2 separate regions of the Homo sapiens genome follow, and region 2 is linked to region 1. A link is a contact called in ENCODE Hi-C data. All regions are on one chromosome and are shown on one strand. Each heading gives the region's core, a stretch centred on a gene start or an enhancer-like site at or near the end of the contact. The rest is flanking DNA. Distances are from core to core; before and after follow the strand shown. Region 1 holds the start of TMEM19 (transmembrane protein 19). Region 2 holds the start of E2F7 (E2F transcription factor 7).

What was found. A loop is a pair of places that touch in the nucleus more often than their neighbours do. Pooled maps may share reads with other maps.
Region 2: a map with no recorded cell type shows a loop between it and region 1 (7-fold over the local background). The contact joins the promoter of E2F7 here to the promoter of TMEM19 in region 1. A Hi-C loop is called at or near these places in 5 of 37 single-sample maps with no recorded cell type and 4 of 50 pooled maps.

The regions. Positions count from the first base shown.
Region 1 is chr12:71,682,378-71,687,468 of GRCh38, reverse strand. TMEM19 (transmembrane protein 19) reads right to left here and starts at 1,387. Exons shown (of 6, transcript NM_018279.4): 1 at 659-1,387. The coding sequence starts at 788. LOC124902965 (a long non-coding RNA gene) reads left to right here and starts at 1,405. Exons shown (of 2, transcript XR_007063367.1): 1 at 1,405-1,547. RefSeq lists silencers at 840-1,055, 1,046-1,115.
Region 2 is chr12:77,061,825-77,066,922 of GRCh38, reverse strand. E2F7 (E2F transcription factor 7) reads left to right here and starts at 1,354. Exons shown (of 13, transcript NM_203394.3): 1 at 1,354-1,578; 2 at 2,288-2,380. The coding sequence starts at 2,288. RefSeq lists enhancers at 735-964, 700-1,406, 3,806-3,955, 3,986-4,045 and silencers at 1,015-1,444, 1,465-1,514.

The sequences.
Region 1 (5,091 bases), core at 138-2,637:
TCTCCTGCCTCCATCTCCCAAGTAGCTGGGATTACAGCTTTTTTCTAGTTTTAGTAGAGCTGGGGTTTCACCGTGTTGGCCAGGCTGGTCTTGAACTCCCGACCTCAGGTTATTTGCCCGCCTCGGCCTCCCAAAGTGCTGGGATAACAGGCGTGAGCCACCGCGCCTGGCCCATTACTAATATTCTTATTCAAAATTAAAAGCATCACTGTAATTGCTTTACAAAGCTATATTCGCCTCACTTATCTTTTACCAAGACAGATGGAATAGTTACATAAAATATAAAGACATTTTGAAATAGGTGTAACTAGTCCAGAAGTGGTGGCCTGTATTGCCAGCACTTTGGGAGACACAGGTGGGAGGATCACTTGAGCCTAGGGGTTTGAGACCAGCCTAGCAACACAGAGGGACCCCTATCTTATACAAAATAAAAATTAAAAAAAAAAAGAAATAGGTATAACTCGAATTATCACAACAAGCATTTATTAAAGGCATTGTTTATACTATCATGTTAGTAAGTTAAATCAGGCTATGGAAGTTAAGTAAACACAACCATTCATAACCATTCAGAGGATATGAGTTTTGGATTTCACAATGGTATGGTTTTAATTTCCTCTGACTAGATTACAGAGAAACAACTTAGAACACTCAGACTTACCATAATAGGTGCTTGCAGTCATTGATATAATCCAGAAAGCTAACGAAATGCAAATGATCAGGCTCAGTATAACTATATTAGTTATCATCTTTATATATCTTTTGCATATATTGTCGTTAAGATCTGTCATGGAAAATAAGGATATGAGCTCCTGCGGGAAAGAATATTTAGCGTTTCGGAGAGAAAGTCATTTACGATGTGAGCAAGACACTTGTTCAGAGGCAAACATAAATCCCAACATATTCCACCGACCAAACAAGCATAAAAATCACAAAAATTCAAACTCCTTCCGGAAACTCCTACTGGCGGAGAGCTCCAATTCATATGGGCGTGGTCAACGCCTCACCGCAAAAGCAGAGCGCAACCCGGCGGACGGTGAGGGCCGGTCGCCGGCTGCCGGCCGCTTCAGCGCCTCACGCCGGAGCCCACGGGGAAAAGAGAAAGCCGAGGCAGCCAATCCGCGGTCCCGGCGCTGGCGAGTTCCACCCACCTCCCGTCGCAACCTTCTCACCCGCGGGCCGGGTAGGCCAGCGGCTGCAAAGGGGCAGCTAGGGCACCCGAACTTGGGCAAGTCTGGGAAGCACGCCCGACGCGGCTGAACGCAGTCACGTCCCGACAGCTGCGCAAGCCGCCCTAGGGTCAGGTCCAGCCGGCCAAGGCCGAGACCCCAGGAGCAAAGCCCGCGCCTCCCGGCGCCCCCGCCTCTAGCGCCTCGCCCGCTGTGGGCATGCGCCGCAGCCGCTTAGGGGGATGTCGCCTAGCTCACGTGGGCAGGCACTGCTGGCATCCTGGCCGGCTGCGTTTGCACTGCTTCTCCAAAACCACATTATAGGTACTAAACAACATTGTTTAGTACCTATAATGTGCTAGACTCCTGGCTGCTAGCGAGGTAAAGTTAAACATAGTTTCTATTACTGAGCTCTCGTAATTATTGTCATAACACCACTTAGATTGTGGAAATATCTGTCCTCACACCCCTTATATTAAAGGTGTGTGCATTTAGAAAGCAAAACGTCTTGTTAGCATTAAAAATCTGAATCGTGGCTGATTTCTTTTCTTTTCTTTTTTTTTTTTTCGAGACAGTGTCTCTCTCTGCCGCCCAGGCTGGAGTGCAGTGGCACGATCTCTGCTCACTGCAACCACCGCCTCCCAGGTTCTAAGCGATTCTCCTGCTCCAGCCTCCGGAGTAGCTGGGATTACAGGCGCCACAACCACGCCCGGCTAATTTTTATATTTTTAGTAGAGACGGGGTTTTGCCATGTTGGCCCGGCTGGTCTCGAACTCTTGACCTCAGGGGATCCACCCACCTCGGCCTCCCAAAGTGCTGGGTTTAATGGCGTGAGCTACAGCGCCCGGCCTGATTTCATGTTTTATGTGAAATTAACTTGTTTGCCTGGGTTAACAGTAATTAACTGATAATTACATAATATTTATCAATTTTTTCAGTTAATTGCTGACAGTGTAAGAAGAGGAGCCAAATCCATTTCAGACACAGTATGCAATTGTGTTTTAAGCCCCAAGAGTAGTTACTTTAAAAAAGCTCACATTATTTTAAATTTCAAAATACATGCCAAGACAGCTTGTCATTTTCTTTGGTAAGACATCTAATTAAGTAGTTAACTAAGAATCAAATCTGTGAAGTAGGACTAAATAGTAGTGGGCTTCCTGTACTAGATAATATACATATATGGTCTTTATGCTGAAATGTATTATGTGCCTACTTTATTTTTGTCTTAGTCTGTTCTGCATAGGTAAATGTTTGGATTATTTCACCAAGCTGACTGGCCAGTATCAATGTTACCAGACTACTGGGTAAAATTATTAATAATGAAAGCTAATGTTTTGTGGTTTGCACAGTCGCATTGTTTTTGTCTCTGCTTAGACAAAATTATAAACTGGTCTTTTTTTTTTTTTTCTTTTTTTTGCCTTGCTTCACCACAGTCACAGAGTGACCCTCTCTGATTAGTTGGTGTTCGATAGGAAAATCATAGCCTAGTTGTGAATGTCAAGCTATCTCCCAACACTGTGGTGTAGCTGTGTCAGGTCAGTCCCTGGATGTCAGGGATGATTTTCTCATGACTATTAGATCTGGCTAAAAAATGCATATTAAATAGTAGTGTCAGTGAACTGACCCTTTAGATGAATATTTTCCCTTCTATTTTTTTCAGTGACCAATTATAGATGTTTTTCTCCATAAAAGTTATTCTAGCTTAAGACCAAAATAATTTAGAGGAGTTAATATAATTAAAATACAGTAGTTCTTATATGCAATAGGCAGTTTCAGTTACCAAGGGTTAAACATGATCTTGAGGCAGGAGAATAGGGTCTCCTATTGAGGCAGGGAACCTAAGGCCGATTCATGCTGACTTCCTAGAGCTAAATCAAAAGGAAAACCCCAACTTCCCATACCTAAGTAACAAAAGGACCCAAAGCTACGCCCTTTGCAAACCCCTCTTTTTTTCTGCGTGGCAGATAGAAAATTGAAAGTATCTCTGCTTGGTAGCTTTCTGCAACCAATCAGACGTTTGCGTAGGAGTGTAACTTTGTAACTTTGCTTCAGCCTCTAATTGGTTGTTTTTCACAACCAATCAGACTGATTGTGGGCTAGTACTTCATTTACATTTACATAAGGTGTACACCAAGTAACCAATGGGAAACCTCTAGAGGGTATTTAAACCCTAGAAAATTCTGTAAGGAGGCCCTTGAGCCCCTATGCTCAGATGGTTCCCACCCTGTGGCGCGTACTTTTGTTTTCAGTAAATCTCTGCTTTTGTTGCTTCATTCTTTCCTTGCTTTGCTTGTGTGTTTTTCCAGTTCTTTGTTCAAAACACCAAGAACCTGGACACCTTCCACCGGTAACAATCCGAAAATATTAAAAAGAAAATTCCAGAAATATTCATAAGTTTTAAATTGCATGCCAAAGTAGCATGATGAAATCTCATGCCATCCAGCTCCATCCCACCTGGGACGTGAATCCTCCGTTTATCTAGCATATCCATCCATGCAATAGACATTACTCTCTTGTTAGTCACTTAGGAGCCATTGCAGTTATCAGATGGACTGTTGCAGTATCACAGTGCCCTTATTTTAGTTCTATTACAATATATTGTTATAATTGTTCTATTTTATTATTAGGTATTCCTCCTAATCTCTTACGGTGCCTAATTTATACATTAAGCTTTATCATAGGTATATAGGAATTGGAAAAAAATAGTATATATAGGGTTTGGTATTTTCCAGGGTTTCAAACATCCACTGAGGGTGTTGGAATGTATCTCCAAGGATAAAGGGAGTGGGAGGGGCTCTTGTATACTTTTAAAAAATCACGATTTTACTGTTACAATTTTTATAGACTATCAATCTTAAAAATTTCAACAAAGTCTTTGTTTTTCTATTTACTTTGGAAGCCATTTTCTGGCAATGGAAAATTTCTGGTTAGGCATTTCCTAAACTATATTTTTTAACTTAATAGTAGTTATTCTTTGTTATTAGTAGGCATCCCTACCACTCAAAAGATACCTGTGATCAAATTTAAGGTTGAGAAATGTTGTCTCTACATGGGATAGTTAGAGTGTATTATTAATGACTCTAAGAAGTTAAGAAACAAACACATTTGTTTAAATGGTTCCAACAGTTAATTGTCTTCATCAGATTTATTTCCTGTAGAAAACATGCAGTTTGAGACTTACTATAGCAATCATAGAATAAACTGAAAGTTCATTGTTGCGCTGATCTTTAAATTTCACAATATAAATACCCATTTATGGTTAAGTGCTCTTTGATATAAAGTTTGGATTTTTCTATGATAGACATTTATATTCAATACCAATCACAAAAATTATCCTAATGTCAAAAAGCACTTACTGTGTGATAGGAAATTATCAGATTTTATTTACAATCCCTTTGAATCTAATTCAAAGGGATTGGTTTAGATTTTCTGAAATGTGCGAATATTTGAGTGATTTGAGTGCCAACACACATACACCACATGTGTATGTGTGGTGAAGGAGCATAGCAGATGAAAATGGACATGTAGACAATTACATTATAAAAAGATGATGACTTTATCCAAGTCATATATAAACAGGACTCAAGGAGAAAAGCACTTATGTCACTCTGGTATGTTTAGGGATGGTGTCACACAAGAGAGGGGAGCATCCAAGGTAAGAATTGAAAGATGACAAAGAGTTTGCTCAGTGACTAAGCTAAACAAGGGCAATTTGTAAAGGTTTGTTTGGTGGTTAAAAAGAACATGAAAATAGGAAGTTCAAGAGAATGGAGAAGAGTTAGAAATAACACATTTTGGAGTGTTTGCTAAATAATTTATTAAACTGAAAATTCATCTGAGAAATAGACACCTCTTTTAAAAAATTTTTAATATAAAAATAGAGGTGAGGTCTCACTGTGTTGTCCAGACTGGTCCCAAACTCCTG
Region 2 (5,098 bases), core at 105-2,604, 5.4 Mb before region 1:
AAATGATACCTTTGCTGTAAAGTAGATGGGGGGTAGGGACATGTCTGTACATTTAAGAATGTCTGATGCTTTAAGAAGGCTGTCTCACATTTCAGTTGAGGGATATCTTACAAAATACTTGACCAATACTACTCAAAAATGTCCAGGTATCAAAAATGAGGAAAGTATGAGAAACTGTCATAGCCAAGAGGAGCCTAGAGACATAGGAACTAAAGGTAATGTGGTATCCTGAACAGAAAAAAGGGCCATTAGGAAAAAATTAAGTAAATCTGAATAAAGTAATGACTTGAGCTCAGAAGAATGTACCAATATTAGATCATTAATTTCAAAAAATATTCTATACTAACACAAAATGTTAATAGTGGGTGAAATTGGGTGCTGAATATATGGGAATTCTTGGTACTATCTCAATTTTTCTGTAAATTGAAAACTTCTAAACAATAAAGTCTGTTTTGTAAAAAGTCCATCTCTACCAACATTCATATTTTAAACAAGAAACTGTAGGATGAAAGAAGTGAAACATTTAATACAGATCAGTGGTGTTGAGGAAATTTTCTAGACTGTCTCCCAGAATGCTAGTCCCTATTGCAAAGAACTACTTTTTTATATAAAGCTTTTTCCCTCCTAATTATTTGCAATTTGCCGAAAAGGGAACACCAAAAAACATTTCCGGATTTGCCACACACACAAAACAAACAAACAAAAAAAAGTTAGAAAAACTTCTGGTTTGGCTTCCAGTCTTGTCTCCAGGGCTAACTGGCGTGCCATCTGCTCGCAGCAGAGCGGTAACCATGGTTCATGTGTCACACCAGCGTGCGATGTTAAGAAGTTTGCCCCGGCAAGTCTGGACAACTCCGCTTCCGCACAGGTTGCTGAGGGCGGGCGGGGATGGCGGCAGCAGCATCCAGAGGGTGTAGATCGTTCTTCCAAACCCCATCTGCTTTCCTGTCCTCTGGCTGTGCCCGGGGTCCCCGGGCGCGGCAAGCCGCGGGGACGTGCGCGGGTCTTCTATGCATAACAAAAGAGCCCTCCTCCTCCTCTTCCTTCTCCCGCCGCCCCGCGCCGCCCCGCGCCGCCCCCACCTTGGCTTCCCGCGGCCGCCGGGGCCCGCGTCCCCAGCAGGAATTGGCTCCCGGGCCCGAGGTTTCCAGGTACCCGGAAGGGGGAGGGGGCCGAGGCGGCAACAATTGGGCGGGTGAGGGCAAAACGCGCGGCTCGGAGCGCCAAGACTCCGAGGGGCGGTGAGCCCGGGCCGTGCCGCCGCACGATTGGCCGGGGCCGCCCCGCCGGCCGCCGCTGATTGGTGGATTCTCAAATTCGGTCTCAAGGCGCCAGAGGAGGTGTTTTAGCGGGGACTACGATCCAGGCTGGAGTTGCGCTCGGCCGGTCTGAGCGCTGGCGCTGCCCGGACGCCGCGGGGTCCCCGCCAGCCCAGGGCACTCGGCGCGGGGATCTGCGCGCCTCGCTCTCCCTTCCCGATGCCGCCGCCCGGCTGCTGATCGCCGCACCACCTTCCCTCATCGGCTTGGGTCCGTGGAGGTCCCTGCAGAGGCAGGAAGCCTCCTTAGGAAAGCAGGGGTAAGCGTGCGGCCCCAGCGCCAGTGGGGAGGCGGGAATTGGGATACAGGGCCCACTCCCGCCCCGGCTGCCAGCCTGCCACTCCTCACGTCCCCCGGCTGGCGAGGGCTCGAGGTGTTTCTGCCGGGGAACCCGGTGCGCAGAGGGTGTGCCGGGTGCAGCTCTCACTCCGGCCCGGCAGTAGAGGGGATTTGCCCTTCCCCACAACTTGGAGCTTTCATTGGAGAAGTTTATTTGGGGGATCTGCTTGGAGGCCTGGGAAGGGGCTGCGCTCAGCGCTGAGTGGGTTTGGTCTAGCGATCGGGTTTCCTTCCCCCGATTCAAAACCCCTCAAAGCCGAATTCCTCTCAGTTCTTTGCGCCAAAATTAACTGACCTGGGAGACCCTGTACTTTTCTGACAGATTTGCCCAACACCCTTCCGACTTGGTAACTTTATTTTGCCATCTAGCTTTTCATAAGGAGTTACTATTTTTGTAGATTTTTTTCTTCCCAGATTTTCAGTATTACTAAGCACACTTTAGGTGTTTGAGTTTGTTCGCGTGAGTTTTAGAAAGTTGAGGGTGGCTACAACTCCTGGAAATGCCCAGGATGTGCTTAGAGAAGGGGGAATTTCATATTGACAAACAAGTAACACATATGTAGATATTTTTGTTTGAGGAAAAAATACCTAATTGCAAAATCATTTTCTAGTGTAATTGTGCATTACAGATGGAGGTAAATTGTTTAACACTAAAAGACCTGATCAGCCCCAGGCAGCCCAGACTAGATTTTGCAGTTGAAGATGGGGAAAATGCACAAAAGGTAAGCAAACATAAACACCTTAGTTTCTAATATGTTAAGGATGGTGATGTTGAATTCAATTAAGTGTTCCAACATGCCATTTGTATTTGTATTTAAGCATAATAATTAATATTGATAAACATTATAGAAACATTCTTTTTTAAAAATAGAGCCATCCAAACCATTATTGTTGGAATTCTACTCTCAGATATAGTGGGAAAAATAGGCAAGGTTACATGTAATGTTGTAACCAATTTATATAAGTCAAAAATATGCTGGCTACAGCAATCAAAGTTTATAATACAGTTGTCAAGGGTGGTGTAGCTAGTGCTCTGTAGGAATGCTAAGCCTCAGTTCCCAGGAAAATAGACCTTTGCAGGCATAAATGCTGGATTATTAAAGTGCTGTGAAATGTCTTCATACCAATGAACTAGCTCCCAGAGACTGTTCCATTCACCCAAGAGTAGACCTGTGCCTACTATATAGGGAGATAAAGTGGCTGAACTCATCAGTATATTCTGAATATTTTACCATACTGTTGCTAGTTTTGCACTGAGCCATTCCCTTACATTTTGCACCCCTTGTGATTTGTAAGACCAAGATGTTGTTTTCAAGAACATTACAAAGTAAACTGGCCATAACAATGTCTAAACTATCTGAGCATTTTTAGGCACAGGCAAATAGAAATAACAAACCAAGTTTTAGAAACTTTGAATATAAATCTGTGAGTAGCAACTTGGGCATTGAACTTCTCCGAGCTCCTGGTCTTATTTTTAGGCTTAGCATCAACAGTGAAACTCCTTGGTTGCAAAGCAACCCAGGCTCATATGAGCCTTTGAAGAATACTTGATAATTGCTAATTTAGGATAGATGCGAAATTGTATGCTCCCCCATCTAGGGATTTTTTTTTTGTCCGGCATTTTGATTTATTTTTATTAGGTAAAGAAATACAGTAGTTCCCCTTATCCACAGGGAATGTGTTCCAAGACCTGCAGTGAGTACCTGAAACTGTGGATAATAGTGAACCAGATTGCCATTAGTTGGAACACATTTCTGTTTATTCTGTTTATGTTTTCCACCCCCAAATTTAGTGCCTTTTCCATCTTAACTAAGTACTTATGTACCATGGCTATAACTTTTGCAGTTTGGGGTATGACAGCAAAACTAGCATGAATTTCTCTTTCATTCTTTACAATTTCACAGATAGGAGACTAATTCTTACAGTAGATCTTAGCAACCTTGGCGTACGATTTTCTTTCCTTAAGTCAAGAACGTTCACCTTTTCACTTAAAAGAAGCACTTTATGGCTTCCCTTTGGCATATCCAAATTGCCAGCATCACTACTCTTGTGCTTTGGAGCCATTATGAAGTCAAATAAGAGTTACTCGAACATGAGCACTGCAATACCGTGACAGCCAGCCTGAAAACACAGTGGCTGCTCGAGCAGGTAGTATCTACCGTGCAAATACGCTGGACAAAGGGGTGAGTCACATCCGAAGCAGGACGGAGCAGGATGACGTGAGATTTCATTACACAGAACTGCACACAATCTAAAACTCATGAATTGTTTATTTCTGGAATTTTCCATGTGATATTTTTGGACCGCAGTTGGCCACTGAAAGTGAAACCACAGATAAAGTGAAGATTATTTAAAGTGGCCTTTTTTTTTTTTTTTTAATTATCTAAGTCATGAGGGTGGAAATGCCCAGACTTAAAGTATATATTCAGAGTTTTGGCTTTGAGAGTTTTAGAGCAAAACTTTGTTTTCCTTTCCAATTTGGATGGTTCAGCCTTGAAAAAATACACATCCATACATTTATATAACGTCTAAGTCAGTGCTTTACTTCTCTTCCTCTGGGTCAATGACTTTTATCAAGTACCTTCAACAAAGACCCTTCTCCTCTAGCATCAGCAAGTGCTACTGTGTCCAGTTGAGCTTTCACATTCTAATGTGTGTGGGGAAAAAAAACTCAAGTGACTTAAAGAGATTGGGAAAGCAGTGACAATGTTTGAAATAGCATTTATGAGCAGGGATTATGTCAACTCAAATAGAAGGCAAGAGATGAGAACAGGGTGCTTCCACAGAGTTACTAGGAGGGGCTTCTGTCTGTCTTTTTCATGCTGCTATGAAGTAAAGGAAGGATGCTTTCTAGGGATAATGAAAACATGGGGTTTAAGAGCCAAGAGGTCCTGGGTTTGATTTCCTACTTTGCCATTTATTAGCTATGTGACCTAAAACAAATATACTTAGAAAGTCTTTCAACAAATATTTTTGTTCCAGATGCTGGGGATACGGTGATTTAATGAGTTTCCTAATCTCCCTAAATCCATTTTTTTCTTCCATAAATTGGAATCAATATATAATACTCCCCACATTGAGTTTTTGTAAAGCACCCATAGGCACATAGTCTTCACACTGTTTTGAATCAGACTGATAGCCTAAAGATGAACATGTTGTCCACCCTGCCCTCAGTTACCAGGGAGACTTTCAGGGGCCCAGATGTAAAACTATACTGTGATTTGGTGAGTGCTATACTAGGAGTAGGAACAAATTACCTGGGCAGAAAGAAGAGGAGGAAATAAATTCATGGGAAGTTCAGAGGGAGTTAAAAAGCTTCACAGAGGAAGGAACATTTGGGCTAAGCCTTAGTGGATGAGGAAGCTCAACCTACAAGAAAGCAAGAGTGAACGAGATGGACATTTTAGGCAGAAGTAACAGCATGAGGTGTGAGCATTCAA